Regions from separate parts of the Homo sapiens genome. Here region 1 is linked to region 2. A link is a loop called in an ENCODE intact Hi-C map of the cell type or tissue named here. Cell type or tissue: PC-9. All regions are shown on one strand. Links, peaks and the distances in the headings refer to the core of each region. The heading gives the core; the rest is flanking DNA. Region 1 has its middle 62 kb from the start of UCHL1. Region 2 has its middle 12 kb from the start of LIMCH1.

Region 1 (8,342 bases), core at 73-8,072, 210 kb after region 2:
AGCAAGTTAGCAGTACTTAGTAAAATTGAACAGTGGTAGATCCTATGACCCAGCCACTGCATTTCTAGGTATATACTCTGGAGAACTCTTGCATAAGGATGCCAAGAGATATGCAAAAGAATGCTCACTGTAATACTTGTAATGTTACGTAATGGTAAAAATAAACTTAAAACAAGCTAAGAGTTCATCAACAGGGGAATAAATGAATAAATTGTCCCACATGCATTCAAGGGAATTCTATGCAGCCTTGCCTCCAAAAATGTGATGCCCAACCAGCAGTGTTGGCTTCAGTTGAGAACTTCAGACATACCAAATCAGAATCTGTACTTGAACAAGATCCTGTAGTGATTCATGTGCCAATTAAGGTTCAAGAAGGGCTGTTCTTACAGTTAAATGAATGAACTATGGCTCCTTGTGTCAACTTGGATAACTCTTAAAAATATAATTTCAGAGAAAAAAATACAAGCTGCCAAAGTTTAGTAACAGTATTATTGAGTCAGGATAGATAGTAAAGGAAATAACCATGTCCTTGGGACATGAAAACTGCACCGTCAACACATGAGCTGGTAACAATGTCAGTTACCATGTCTGTTATGTGGGACACAGCAACTGCACCAGCAACGTAACAAACCCCAGTACTCACATTGTGATCAAGCCCATCCAAGCAGAACTATCTTCAGGGACTTTCCCCTGTAGAAAGCATGCGCATTTTAATTTTACTTGTCCTCAGATTGACCCTTTGCTCATTATAATAGTAAAAAACACACCCCTGGATGGAGATTGAAGATGCTAATGAGACATGTGATACATGAACAAGCACGTACAGCTACTGAGAATACCCAAAAGACCACCTATAATATACTTACTAGCAACATCCTTTCCCACCCGTTATGAATAATTATGTGATATGGTTTGGCTCTATGTCTTCTCCCAAATCTCATGTTGAATTGTAATCTCCAGTGTTGAGGGAGGGACCTGGTGGGAGGTGATTGAATCATGGGGGCAGATTTCCTCCTTGCTCTTCTCTTGATAGTGAGTGAGTTCTCATGAGATCCAATGGTTTAAAACTGTGTGGCACTTCCCCCTTCTCTCTCTCTTGCCACCATGTGAAGAAGATGTTTGCTTCCCCTTCACCTTCTGCCATGATTATAAGTTTCCTGAGGCCTCCCAGTCATGCTTCCTATGAAGCATGTGGAACTGTGAGTCAATTAAACCTCTTTTCTTCATAAATTACCCAGGCTCAGGTAGTTCTTTATAGCAGTGTGAGAATGGACTATTACAGAAAATTGGTACCAAGAGTGGAGTATTGCTAAAAAGATACCTGAAAATGTGGAAGCAACTTTGGAACTGGGTAATGGGCAGAGGCTGGAACAGTTTAGAGGGCTCAGAAGAAGACAGGAAGATGATGGAAGATTTAGAACTTCCTAGAGATTTGTTGAATGGTTGTAACCAAAACACTCATAGTGATATGGACAATGAAGTCCAGGCTGAGGTGCTCTCAGATGGAGATGAGGAACTTATAGGAAACTGGAGTAAAGGTCACTCTTGCTATGCTTTAGGAAAGAGACACAGCATTTTGTCCCTGCCCTAGAGATCTGTGGAACTTTGAACTTGAGAGAGATGATTTAGGGTATCTGGCAGAAGAAATTTCTAAGTAGCAAAGCATTCAAGATGAGACCTGGCTGTTTCTAAAAGTGTACACTCATGTGTGTGAACAAAGAGATTATCTGAAACTGAAACTTCTGTTTAAAAGAGAAGCAGAGCATAAAGGTTTGGAAAATTTGCAACCTGGTTGTGTGGTAGAAAAGAAAAAATTTTCTGGGGAGAAATTTAAGCCTGCTACAGAAATTTCCATAAGTAAAGAGGAACTGAATGTTAATAGCCAAGACAATGGAGAAAATGTCTCCAGGATATGTCAGAGACCTTTGTGGCAGCCTTTCCCATCACAGGCCCCAGATGGACATGTGTTGTTAAGTGAAAAAATAAACCTCTACTATTTTAAGCCACTGAGATTGTGGGGTTGTTTGTTACAGCAGCATAACCTAGCCTCTCCTGACTGATACAGAGGGAAATCCTGAGATAAAGTTACTGCTTCTTTTGACATGGTCACAACCAGCACAATCCTCAGTTGAAGTTATACCATTCCCCTCCACAACCTGGCTAACTTAGCAAAAAAGCAAAATAAAACAGAAACAAAGCAAAAAGAACACAGAATCCCCAGAGGCTTTATTAATGGAGGTATCACTATATGCCTCTGATGAAGGAGCCTACATGGTCCTCCCACAAGCATTGATTCTGGTTCTAAGGTATCATCTGGGGCCCAATCTCCTGGGCAGCTCGGAAGCTGAGAACATACTGCTCAAGAAAGGATGCTGTTTTTCCTCTTGTTTCCAGGTCAAAGATTGAGTTCCCAGAGGTGAATTAACAAGTGAATGTTTAAGATCTGTTAGTACTCAGAAGCTTTCAAAATCTTTTTCACAGTATTTACCACTGACTCATTATTTCATACCTGTATATTTTCTTATAAATGTGTTTGTTCTTCTGAGTAATAAAAAGGAAAAAACTGCCTAATGCAGCCAGGTGATCTCTAGAAGGGAATTAACTGCTATAATGTTTTTGGTTTTAGAGACAGGGTCCCACACTCTATCACCTAGGCTGGAGTGCAGTGGCATGACATAGCTCACTGTAGCCTCAAACTCCTGAGTTTAAGTGATTCTGTCATCTCAGCCCCCCAAGTAGCTAGGACTATAGGCATGCACCACCACACCTAGCTATTTTTATTTTTATTTTTAGTAGAGACAGATCTCTCTATATTGCCCAGGCTGGTCTCAAACTCCTGCCCTCAAGGGATCCTCCTGCCTTGGCTTCTGAAAGCATTGGGATTACAGGTGTAAACCTCCGTGCCTTGCCTAACTATTACAACTTTGACCTAATTCCTACAGACATTTTCTTTAGTTGCCTTGTGCAAAGTACTTTATTTCAAGTGCTAGGAAGAATACCTAGAGAACTGCTCATCTCATCAACTAAGGCTTTCCTCTCAGTATGAAGCTCTTTTACCTCAGCCTTTATGTGGTTTTGTTTCTGAGATAAGATCTCTTAAACTCTTGATTGATTGCTGAGAATATTTAAACTTTATTTATTCAGTGGACTGATACAATAAATATTTAAACTTTATCCAGTGGATTGAGTAAATTTATTTAATCAATTGAAAACTTAATTTGTTTTCAACTGATTAAGGAGACATTCAGAAGATCAAAAATGTTATTCATCAAAGAGCATCCATCTGTAACAAGAGAAATATTCTGAAGTTGGTGTTCAGATGTTGGTGTAGAGGTAGTCTACAGATTTTTGGAAACTCAGTTTGAATAGCTACTTCAAGAGAAAAGAGAGGCACCTCCATGTGGTTGTCAGCATGCCCGGTTGTTATAAGCCGGACAACTGAAAACTACTTGAAATCTAAGAGGGTCTTTCCACTGTCTTCCCAGCTCCCTCAGCTGGATTACTCCACTCCACCTTCTGGTCTCAGGCTAAGTGTTGCTGCCTCAACAAACTATCCCTGGCCCCCTAATTAGGTTGGGCCCCTCGTATACTCTCAGATACAACTCCATATTTCCTTCTTAGCTATCACAATTATCACTAAATAAGCATTTCTGTAATAATTCATTTACATTCACCTCCAATAAATCATGAGCTCTATGACACCAGTGATCTTATCTGTATTGCATGCTGCTCTTCCGGCTCCCAGTTGATTCATTCAACAAATATTTATCAAGTGTCTCTTACGTGCCAGACTCCATGCCAGGTACCAGGGACACATGGTGAAAAAAACAGACAAAGATTCCTGCCCTGATGAAACTTAACATTCAAGAGAGGAACTCAAACGATAAACGATGACCTAATCAATGAAATAGTGTATTAAAAGGTAAACAGAGCTGTGGAAAAATAAAAGGTAGAACAGTGTAAGGAAGGGAAGCTGGTTGCAGGGGTAAATAGGGTGGTCACGTTAACCCCTATCGAGAAGGTGAGAAGTAAGCAAAGATTTGAAGGTGAGGAAGTTAGCTCAGTAGACAACTGGGTAAGAAAGTTCCAGGCTGCAGCAGATTCCTTAAGGCAGAGGAGTACCTGGTTTGTTCTAAGAAGATCAGCGGGGTTAGTGTGGTTGGAGAGGTATAAGCAAGACAGTAGTAGAAGATAAGATCAGAGATGCTCAACAAATATTTGTTGAGTGAATGGATGAAAAAAACAAATATTTTCAATTTTTACTACTATGAAGAATGTTCCCATGCCTTGCATATTTTCTCATAGGTGAGAAAACAAGTCTCTAGATTCATCCAGTCCACAAACTGTAATCTCATCTATATTAAGTGGCAACTCTACAAAGCATTGTGTCCTTTTATTGCCAAAGAGGAAGGATCTCCTGGCTGAGTCAAGAGATGGCGGTGTGTCCTCTTAACCCTGAGTCATTGAACTGCTCTTAGCCTGGATTCACACAACAGAGCCTGAAGCTGAGGAGATAAAGGAGATCCTGTGGCTCCAGTCACAAGCCTGTGGTGCTGACAGGCCACTCCACCTTCAAGGCTGACGTGATGGGAACCAAAGTGCAGGCAGAGGGACAAGAAAGCGTTCAAAGAGGCTGAGAAGCACTATCTCACTCAGCACATTGAGCAGAGAGAGCTGGGAAGAAAAATGGGCTCTTTGTGGACAAATGGCTATCCCACCCTCACTCCCAACATTGAAACTCACTCCCCAGAAGGGGTCTGAAATCTACACACACTAATGGTATATGTCAGTAGTTTCCAAATACCGCTGCAGGACCAGCTGTCAGATGCTTGGCCAACTCTTCTCTCAGAACTTCCTAAGAAGCCTTCTCTTTTTTCTTTTTTATTGATTTTCAAAATTTTTTTCTTACTCTGACAGATGGAGAGAAGCCTTCTCAAACTGCAGAGTCTGGAAGTCCACCTCTGGAGAGTCTGAATCGGTTTTCTGGACAGACTCAGGAATTCACATTTTTCACAGCTCCCCATGAAATTCTAAAGAGCAGCCAAGTTTGGGAACCACTGCTTTACTGTGCTGCTAGTGTGCCTGCATTTGATAGGAAAGGAACATCTTTCACCAGTGGCATAGGTTTCCTTTGGAGTTATTTCAGGGATCACTGGTCATATTATGTTGAGGTACCAAGGGCAGGGGGACCTGCCAGAATTTCTGAAATCACAGGCTAGAAACGACCATCTTCACAGAGTCTATGCCCCTTGGGACAGTGATGGAAGAATCTGACCCTCTTCTCAGGTTTCTCCTCACCCCCACCGGCAAGTTCTTCCAATGGGGTCACCAGTTTGAAAGCAGCTAGAGATTTTTGTACATATTAATGAATTATAACAGAGAGAAGTGTGAGAATCTTAGAATTTCCATTAATATTCTAGTAAGGGTTGTGAGAAAGATAGCTGTGGAAACCATCACAAGATGGCTCCCAAAGATCCCTACCAGCTCGTCTTCATGCTCTTGGGTAGTTCCCTTTCATTGCACTAGGGTTGATCTGTGTTGTCAGTGGAATACAGCAGAAGTGATGGTATGTAGCTTCCACAATTAGGTCATTTAAAAACACAGTGTCTTTCATCTTGGGCTGCCTTTCCCCCTTTGCTCACTCACTCTGGAGAAAGCCAGCTGTCATGTTGTGAGGACACTCAGGTGCTGTATGGCCATGTAATGAGAGACTGAAGACCCGCTGACAGCTAGCAAGGAACTAGAGCCTGCCAACAGTGCAAATGAGCTGGAACATGGATCCCCCAGTCCCAGTCAAGCTTTCAGATGATTGTAGCCCCAGCCAAGTTAGACTGCAACCTCATGAGAGACCCTGAATGATAATAAATGTTTGTTGTTTTAAGCTGCTAAGTTTCAGAATAATTGTTTTGCAGCAGTAGATAATACAATGGTGAGTTCAATAGTTCATCAGAGAATAATTCATTACAATCCCAATCTATACTTTTCTCTCCAACTAAGCCATATGGCATTTTAACAAACTTTTACTGAAATATAGCATAGAGATATAGATGTAGATATATAGAAAGTGTACAAATCATAAATGAATACATTTCTTTATACAACACCCAGACCAGGAAATAAAATATCACCAGCATCCCAGAAGCACCCTCATGCCCCTTTTCAGTTACTAGCCACCTCATCCTTAAATATAACAAGTATGGCCATACAGAAGTTTTGCCTGCTTTTAAACTTTATATGAATTAAATCATACCAATCATACCACATATACTCTTTTGTGTCTGGCTCCTTGACCTCATCATGTCTGTGAGATTCATCCATGTTGCTTTGTGCTTTGAAAGTATCTGTTGAATTGTCTTACTGATTTGTAGTAGTTATATATTCTAGAGACCAGTTCTTTGTCAGATAGGTGAGATACAAATTTCTCCCATGTTATGGCTTTTTTTTTTTTTGAGACAAAGTCTCACTCTGTCACCCAGGCTGGAGTGCAGTGGCACAATCTTGGCTTGCTTGCCTCCCGGGTTCAAGCAATTCTCCTACTTCAGCCTCCCGAGTAGCTGAGATTACAGATGTGTGCCAATACACCCAGCTAATTTTTGTATTTTTAGTAGAGATGGGGTTTCACCACATTGGCCAGTCTGGTCTCGAACTCCTGGTTGAGTTCAGGAGATTTGCCTACCAGGTGATCTGCCTGCCCCAGCCTCCCAGAGTGCTGGGATTACAGGTGTGAGCCACCACACCCGGCCAGTTTTTTCATTCTCTTAATGGGATCTTTTTAAAAAGGAAGTTGTTAGTTTTAATTTAGTCCATTTTATGATTTATTTTCTTTGTGGTTTATACTTTCTGTGTCCTGTTTGAAAAATAATTGCCTTCACCAAGATCATAAAGATATCCTTGTTTTCTTTTAGAAGCTTCATTTCATACAATACATATGGAATTGATTTTTGTGTATCATGTAGTATAGAAGTTGTGATTCATTTTTCCTATGTGGGTATCCAATTGATTTATTGCTATTTATGAAGATCATTCTTTTTCTTGTGCTTTATTGTCCCTTTGTCATAACCCTAGTGACTGCATATTGTCTGTTTCTGGACTGTTTATAAAGCTGCCTTTGCAAAATTATGACAGTAAGAGAAATCTGACATAATCGACTCCATCTTGCTTCTGATCTCCAAGCTGTCCTTGGTCATTCCTAGGCACAGGCCAAGCTAACTTGGGGAGGAATATAGTTGATAGTTGAACTTTGAAGCAAGGATGATAAAGTCCCTCCCTTAAACCAAACCCCTCCTAGTTGAGGGACTAAAACCACCTTTGTAAGACTAATGAAAGTCCACAATATTAGGATTATGAGAGAGGCCTGAATTCTGCTAAAATATAGGTGTAGTTTTTGTAATCCCTTACTGCTCAGGAGTCATGTGGCCAAAGGCCACACAACATGTGACTTTCCCAATTTCTCTTATAGATAACATCACCATTGTAGAACCTAAGATTGACCTTTTGAGATTTTTTTTTCAGACTTTCTGGCCACCAGCTGATCCCACCTGGACCTGTGACTCATGACTTAACTGACCCTGCAGGCCCACCCAGAGGTGCACTTAGCACAAAATGACCGATTTCCACAACCCTATGATTTCATCCCCAGCTAATCAGCAGCCTCCATTCCCTACCCACTTGCCCACCAAGTTGTCCACAAAAACCCTAGCCTCTGAGTTCTTGGCAAGACTGATTTGAGTAATAACTCCGTCTCCCGTGTGTCCAGCCTTGTGTCAATTAAACTCTTTTTTTTTTTTTTTTTTTTTTTTTTTTTGCCGGAATACCATGGTCTCAGTGAACTGGTTTTGTCTCTGCAGGAGGCAGGAAAACCTGTTGTGCAATTACATCTAGTCTGTTCATTTTTTTTATTATTATTTTGAGACAGAGTCTCGCTCTGTCTCCCAGGATAGAGTGCAGTGGCGCAATCTCGGCTCACTGCAACCTCCGACTTCCGGGTTCACGCCATTCTTCTGCCTCAGCCTCCTGAGTAGCTGGGACTACAGGCGCCCGCCACCGCGCCCGGCTAATTTTTTTTATATATTTTTAGTAGAGACGGGGTTTCACCGTGTTAGCCAGGATGGTCTCCATCTCCTGACCTCGTGACCCGCCCACCTCAGCCTCCCAAAGTGCTGAGATTACGGGCGTGAGCCACCGTGCCCAGCCTACATTGTCTGTTCATTTTTAAAATACCAAGTTCATCAATCCATAAATATAACATATTTCTCTATTTATTTAGGTCTTTTTTAAAAAATTTTCTTCTAAAAAATAAAGGGGGGACACATGTGCAGAATGTGCAGGTTTGTTACATAGGT
Region 2 (8,342 bases), core at 105-8,104:
CACTACAGCTCTTTCATCACTTCCCCTACTCTGATCTCACTCGATGAAATGGCAACTGTTCTGATGTCAGTTTTCATAAACTAAAGCAGATAACTTTTGAAAGCTTCCTAAAGTCTAAAGAACTTATGGAAACTTACATTTTTTTCCATGGCAGGAAGCTCTAACCATATTTGAAATCTTATCTTTGATTAGAGAAAAGTACATCCTTTTCCCCAAAATGCGTTTCTGAGTGGGTTAGGGTTACTGAATGGTAGGATCATCTGACCAGTCACATTCCTGCTTCTGCTTCTGACCTTCAGCTAGCGTCAAATTTCCATCGTTCATCAGGCTAAGAAGTGATACATGAAGTAAGGCCTTTCACAGAGCTCAGAAAGATATTTTGTAGGTATTGGCCGACAGAAAGAAAAAAAAGAGATGAACTTAAAAAATGAGTTTTTGCCTTCCTCTCTTTTTCAAAAAAGGTAAAATAAAATGTCATTAAAATGTGTCCCATCTTCAACTGGGAACAGTGTATATGTAATAACCAAGGAGAGGGGTGGCCAGGGCTCGGGATCCATCTCATCTTTTACTGTTTGTCTAATGTGGGGCAAATAATTTCCCTTTATGGACCCACATGTCCTCATCTGCAAAACAAACACATCTAAGATGTCCTTCTAAGATACATCTAAGACGTAAAATTGTCTTTTCCTCAGATCACTTTTATCCTTACAGACCCATGGAAAAATCAAACAGTATTTCATGACAACTCTAAGAAGGTTCAGCACTCAGGGGCAGAATCCGCAAATATCACCTATTTCCAATTATACTTCACATGTGCATATGTGCACACACGACGGCTGTCACAATTCAAATCTGTGCAAGAAAAGGCTTAATCCCCAAACTCCTATCATAAGCAAAGATTTCATACATTCATGGCTTTTGCACAAAACCTAAAGCTCCTGGGATGAAACAACATTTAGCATGATCTCTGATGACCACTAAATTGAGTTTCAAGATGTGGCTCGATAGTACAATACTGATGAGCTAGCAGACTGAAGTGCAGCATTTTAAAAAAAAACCTTTGGTATGCCAAGACCTAAATTTGAGGACTTTCTCTCTGGCAGCAGCAAACAGTATCACTAACACCTAAAAGAGAATGCAAGCATCTGCAGGCAGTCACCACACGGCTTCATATGTCAGCAATCGTTGCAGAAGAAATGCAGACCCGGATTCAGGGTCTTTGCATTCTTGCCAGGAAATGATTTTCAACTACTTTGTTTTAACACCTTCACCCCTGAATTCTTTGTAACCACAGCTTAACTCAGGGGCTAAAATACACCTATTCATGCCTTTGTAAATCTACATATGTTTATAATTTGATATTGCTATGTGAAAACACACTTTTTTATTTATCTTCAAGTCAAGCAGCTGGGCCATCTTAATGGATTGGCTTCTCAACACTAGCCCATTAAGACACACGGGCATGGCTTCCAGGCATAGAAAACCCTCTGGCCACACTTCTCAGATCTCTATGGCCCCTGCTACTATGGACTTCTTGATCAACAGACGGTCAGTGGCCTGTCAACCCCTGACAAAGTGAAAAAACCAACCTGATGTATTCAGAAGTATTTCAGGGATTTTTCTATCTGCCCTTTCCTGACTGTCATGAATATTTGGAAGAAGAAAATATTGTTTGAAAAATACCCTCACACAAAGGCTGCATCTCTACTAACAAGATGATCTCTGCCATCTTCAAACCCATTAATTATTTGAGGTTTCCTATGTCTCCCCTGAAAATAAGAGAATTAATGTATTTTAATCCTCAACTTTTTATATTGAAAAATTTCAAACCTACCAAAAGGTTGCAAGAATAGTACCATGACCCCCGTACGCCCTTTATCTAGAGACAGTATTTTGCCACATTTCCACCCTTCCTCCCTTTCTTCCTCTCTCCCTTCCTTCCTTCCTTTCCTTCCTTCTTATCTCTATGTGTATATGAAATTATATATTATGTACCCAGACTTTTTTGCTAAACATATTGAGGATTGGTTGTATACATGACATTTCATTTCAAAATACTCCAGCATATATATTTGCCATCTAAGATCAATAGTATTCTCCTATATACACAAAGATAGCTATCGCATACAGGAAATCCAACACTGAGAGAATACTATTATCTAATACTCAATTTATATTCAAATTTCCCTAATTGTCTCAATAATGTCTATTATAGTTGCGTTTTCCCAACTAAGGATCATGCACTGTATGAGGCTGTCATATTTCCTTAGTCATCTTTAATCTACGACAGTTTTCCAGCCTTTTGGGGATGGGGCAGTTTTTTTTTTTTTTTTTTTTTTTTTTTGAGACGGAGTCTCGCTCTGTCGCCCAGGCTGGAGTGCAGTGGCGCAATCTTGGCTCACTGCAAGCTCCGCCTCCCGGGTTCACGCCATTCTCCTGCCTCAGCCTCCTGAGTAGCTGGGACTACAGGCGCCCACCACCGCGCCTGGCTAATTTTTTGTATTTTTAGTAGAGACGGAGTTTTACCGTGGTCGCAATCTCCTGACATCGTGATCCGCCCGCCTCGGCCTCCCAAAGTGCTGGGATTACAGGCGTGAGCCACCACCACGCCCGGCCGAGGACGGGGCAGTATTTTTAATGACGCTGACAGTGGTGAAGAGGACAGGCCAGCTGTTTTGCAGTATGTCCCTTAATGTGGATTTGTCGTATTGTTTCCTGAGAACTGCTGTGATTTCTTAGTGCATCACCAGGACATCTAACATCATTTGGACCCATTATAGATATCGGTAAGTTTGATCATGGCCAACTACTTAAAGACATAGTGTCTTGACATGAATACGAAACCACTTGCAGGCCTTTAATTTCAAACTGTTAACCATAGTTATTCAAAATCTTACTTTCCAAAATATATTTCAGAACAGAGCTACTTTTATCTCTCTCGAGTATTAACTCATTTTCTCCTATACCAGGGGATATTCTCTGTATTCTATAATAAAAGATCATAATGGACTATAAATACTAAAGGTTTCACAAAGGAGGCTGTTTTGCATTAGATCTTTAGTTTTATTTAATTTATTTTATTTTTTAACTTAAAAGATGTGTTAGTCTGTGTTAGATCTTGATGGACAAATATAATTTTGTCAAGAAGAGCAGGAGGAAAGTATTCAATGAATAACACATATCACAAGAAAAGGCACCATTCATGGGAGTGAAGAGTGTTTGCAGAACTGTGAGTCAACTATTATAGTCCAGGCAAGAGATGAGGATGGCCTGCTCTGGGGCAGTGGCCAAGGAAATGCAGACAAGTAGACAAATGGGAAAATTCTTTGATAGCTGAACTGGTGCAACTGCATGTCTATGATGCCTTCACTTACATTGGGAAATAGGTGCACAGGACTGGTGATGCAAGTCCCATTTGAATATGTTAAGTTTGAGGTGCCAGTAGGATACCGAGATGAAACTGTCCAATAGACAGAACACGAGGTCTGGAGTTCAGGAGAGAGTACTTGATGAGAAATGCTGCTTTGGGTCAATATCATGGAGAGCTGAAGTCATGGACACAGTCAAGAATATGAGCATAGAGAGGGAGGCACAGGCATGACGCGAGAACCGTGGAAGTACATGAACATAACAGGGGGTTGCGGGATGGCGATCTGTTTCCCACCAGGGCCACAAGTGCTCTGGTTTTTGTGGAAATGTTGATCTCAAGGCAACTGGAGCAAAGGAAAAGAGTTTGACCAGGTTTGTAGATTCAGGAGTCACTAGTGAATGGGTTAGTAGGTGACTTTACTTAAGAAAGTATTTTTTTGGACTAAAGATGATAAATTAGTTAAGAAAATATAAATGATACAGGGTGACGGTAAGCAGGGGAGGTGTTCATTGAAAGGGGCAAAAAAAAAAAAAAAGCGATAGCAAGGACAAAGTGAAAAGGAAATCCAAATGAAAAAAGAAAGTAGAGGAATACTAGTCAAGAACATAAATAGAAGGAAAGAAGATGAGGTCACCTTGTCTTCTTGTATCAAGTTGCCCAAATGCTCCAAGACAGAGGCAATATGTGAGAAACAACATTTGATCCATGATAGGAAATAATATAAAGACAAATGCATGTGCCCCTAACAGTTAATTTTACTAAAATTATTTATGATTTCCATTTTAAATTGAGGTTTTGAAAGCCTTTTCTCTTTAGCTACTGGACTGGGAGTGACTTGTTTCTCCTCATCTGGATTTTCCTGGGGCCTTCCTTAGTTTTATGCTGCAAATTTTGCTTCTATAACATTAAACCCCAGAGCTCCAGGGTCCAGAGTTGCCATAGGCTTAGGGACAAACAGATGTTCATCAGGATCATTAAGACCTTGGCTTTAACATTTGGAAGAGGTGAATTTACTAAATGTTTTAAAATAATTGATATATGTATACACTGATATATAATACTTATATATTATTTATTTTATAGAACTATTCAAATATATTCCTTCCAAATATATGTATCTATCTCGATATTAACTAACTTATTTGGTTACATGATTCTGAAGAACAAAATTAGAAAGATTTTTAACGACTAATCACCAGCTCACTACCAACCAATATGGGGAATAAAATGCATCCACAGAAATAGCAGTTCTTAAAGAAAACATCTATTTCATTCAACTTGCTGAAACCATGTACCTTCCCACAAGGACCCCCCACAATTCTCAAACACAATTGGTTTTTTGTCACATCTAATTTCAATTAGTCATCGTGATATGGCTAAGAAGCTTTTTAACAACAATCAGTAAGGTCTACGTAGGATCCTGCTTAAATTCTTGACATTCTTCTCATTGCTTTCTGCAAAACTACATGCGCAGAAGGCGATCACAATGGAAACAATCAGTGAGTCATTACCGAGCTACATACTTCCTCTGCTCTGTGTGTGTGTGTGCGCGCGCGTGTGCACGCACACACACATATGCCAATTCCTTCCAAAACTAAGATTTGATTGTCTTCCTCATCTTCTACTTCTTTCCTTTTTCTACACAAAGGCAACATCGATGAAGCAATTAAAAAATTAGTTGCCAAGAATTATAAGACATATCAACGCATGAAAAAAATATTCTGCTTCTAACCACATATGAACATGTAAGTTTTAGATTTTATGTGGATAGGTTCAGAAGGGCAAGGATTCTGCTTAAACAGTTCTCCAGATGACGTTAGACCACCTTAGTGCCCCAGTATGTCTTCAGGATAGTTGGCCTACAATTGTGGTATTTCAACCCAAGTAGATTATAATATTGAAAGCAGCAATTTATTATAAAACGACTGTTTTCTCTTAAAATTCTCTTTCTCTCTACCTCCCCTACCCTCCATTCTAGGGGAATGCAGTGATGAACTGAAATGAGAAAACGTAATTAAAATCACATTCCTCCCCCAAGGGTCAACCTAATTATCAGCCTCTCACACCAAAACAAATTTAGCTCTTTGAGAATGAAGGTCCTTATCACTCATGGAAAAAACACAAACAAAGATTAACATGCCATTTAGGCATGACTGCAATCTTTCATTTTAAGTGACCTCTTCGTTTAATGGATTCAATGCGTTCTCATTCAAGTGGAATATATATTGCAGGAGAGAACTGTAATAAATGGTGCTGTCATGACCCCTAGGTTAGAGCAAAGGAATATTGGAAAATAAATCTCAATTCCACGTACTCACCAGTCCTGCAATGGGGGTAGGCAATCTATTGATCTTTTTAACAAGTCCTGGCTTTATAGCATTCAGCAACCTGTCATGAAAAAGGCAGAATGTCAAGTGAGACATAAAGCAAGATGGATCACACAAATCACCTTTATCCGGGGCTACAGCTAAATTGCTGGATAGGAAAAGCAGTGAATTTAAAGCATATAGTAAATCTCAATAATCTATCAGCCTTCATGCATATAAGTGAAGAGCTTTGCCAACATCAAGTTGGTCCACGGCAGGTGAAGTTTTAGAATTTAGAAATGTTGAGAGATGAGAAAAGGTAGAGACTGAGGAGGGCTTCAAGGAAAAGGACAAGGGGGAGAGCTGGATTGAGGTTGTGAGGGAATTATCTGGAACTGGAACCAGGTATTACAACTCAGGTAAGGCTTGTTGCCAATTTTCCTGGCTAAGACATGGATCTCTCCAGGGATGCACTAAATTCAAAGACCAGTTTCTATCTTTACAAATGATTCGCCAAGACACATTCTAAGTCAGACCCTACTTGCTCTTTGAGAAGAGTGGCTTTTTCAATGTGGTTGAGTTTCACTTTAAAAAGGGAAGAATGTGTTTAATAAGAGGTTAGCCAATCATATTCTGAAGATTTTAAACAAGGCTAACCAAGAGTCCCTAGGTACAAAAGATATTTGAGCAAAAGATTTTCAGCTAAAGATTGAAATTATATAACAATGGTTACACAAGCAAGGGAATGCAAGAGAAACAACTATCATTGCCTGTTTTCAGGACATAAAAACCCAGAGTGAAGAGAAACAAGGAAAGCAACTTATAAAATTAAAATATGGTTAGCATCGGGGTAATTGGGTAAAGTGTAGTATTTGCAAAGTAGGTTATTCATAAATAAGTGATTGAAGGTAAGGGGCTGTAGAATGTAGAATGTTATTTCCACGTTCGGGAATCAGGCAATTAGGTAACTTAGAATACTGTGCAAAGAGAAACTTAGGGTAGGAGTGTATCATAATTGAGAGGTCAACAAACTACAATCCATGAGCCAAATCTGGTCCAACACCTGTACTTATAAATAAAGTCTTACTGGAACAGGAATATAACCATCCTCATTCATTTACATATTGTCTATGGCTACTTTTGTGCTACAACTGCAGAGTTGAGTAGTTACAATGGAGACCTGAGGGGCCACAAAGCATAAAATCTTTACTATTTGATGCTTTATGGAAAAAGTTTGCTGACCTCTGTTAAAATTCATGCAATCCAAGGTTATAACAAATTATAAAGAACCTGTGCTTGCCAGATTTCTACAGATCAGTAACAAAAATTTTTCAAATGGTTTAATAGTCTTGAATTTAGACTATCTTTGACTTTGATACCACCATATATTCATATGTTGAGAAATGTCCCTACAGTGATTGTGACAGACAGGATATTCCATTTTTGCATGCAAGATTAATTGGCTGTTCTCGGTAATTTTCACTGCAATTCCAACATGCTGCTACCAAGAGGCGGTACTCAGAGTGCACAAGTGCTGTTTTGCCCACGGAGAGCCAAGCTGGCTGCTCTTTTCATGAATGCACTTATTTTTTAACCATAAATTTAACCTTTTAAAAATGCTTCTTTATAACTTATTTTGGACTTATTGGTTTTACCAGTTGGAAGGCAATTTATTCACTCTTCTCATTTTATAGTTCAGAAAATTGAGGCCTGGTGAAGTCTGAATTGAAGTCTGAGTGACTTCCCCAGAGCTGGTTAGTAGCACACTCAGGCCCAGAACCCAAATTTCTTAGATCAATGCATTCTCTCAGGTGGTGTAAATATCCCAAATCTTCTGGTTTAAAATACACAGATAGATATGATATCTCCAAAGCCACATTTTTAAATGTACAAAATTCTTTTTCTCGCTACTTTTGCTTTTCTCAGATACATTACTTTTCTTAGTAGTTTTTAACAGTGTCATTTTAAACTGAATTTTAAGATAATATTTTTGTACAGTTGTTGACAACTCAAAAGCATCAAAAGGATATACAGTAAAATATCTCACTGTCACCTTTGTACCACAGGACTCCAGCCTACTCTCTGAAGGCAACCTGAAAGACTTTCCAGAGGAGAATTTATAAAAAATATATAGAATTTAAAAATATATATGTGTAGCATATAGTACACACTGTCCTACACCTTGTTTTTTCACTTAACAATATATTTTGGAGGTTGAACAATTTACCTTGGAGACCCCTCATCCATACATATGGAGCTATGCCCTTTTCAATAGCTGTGGACCACTGATGACTGCAGAGCTGACAGATCAACCACTCTGTCTAATAGTTTTAGATTTTTCTAATAAGATGAAATACCATTGCTACCAGACAGACTGAGATCTGAGCTTTGTTGTTAATTAGGCAAAGTAGAAAAAATAACAAAATGTCCTACCCCAAAATTCATTATTTTAAAATTATCTTTTAAAGAGGTATGCTTTTTGTCCTCTATATCTAAGAACTATATTAATATTTTTAGCAATCACGGCCTCAAAACTCCTCTTTTATATATATTGAGATTTTTAAGCTGTTTTTAATATTTCATGGTATTCATCCTTTGTAAAAATTACACTTATATGGCAGAATCTTCCCTATCACATAAAGGGAAGATTGGAAAAAATCAATCTA

Evidence for each region. Hi-C counts contacts between places; a loop is a spot of excess contacts. Peaks named below come from ENCODE experiments on the same cell type or tissue, not always from the same donor. Only the 100,000 strongest peaks of a DNase experiment are listed, where the experiment ranks them.
Region 1: it touches region 2 in a loop (14-fold over the local background); 3 of 110 quality-filtered maps call a loop at or near these places.

Annotation. Positions count from the first base shown.
Region 1 is chr4:41,315,143-41,323,484 of GRCh38, reverse strand. No RefSeq gene overlaps it. Among named protein-coding and RNA genes, the nearest start is that of UCHL1, 62 kb to the right of the region's middle. In PC-9, for the core only: no CTCF peak of the experiment used is centred there; DNase peaks (open chromatin) are centred at 3,004, 3,764, 4,454, 7,864 and 1 weaker place; H3K4me3 peaks cover 1,204 bases; H3K27ac peaks cover 5,809 bases.
Region 2 is chr4:41,521,825-41,530,166 of GRCh38, reverse strand. It overlaps a transcript of LIMCH1 not described here. Among named protein-coding and RNA genes, the nearest start is that of LIMCH1, 12 kb to the left of the region's middle. RefSeq lists an enhancer at 4,525-5,124. In PC-9, for the core only: no CTCF peak of the experiment used is centred there; DNase peaks (open chromatin) are centred at 3,346 and 4,796; H3K27ac peaks cover 6,256 bases.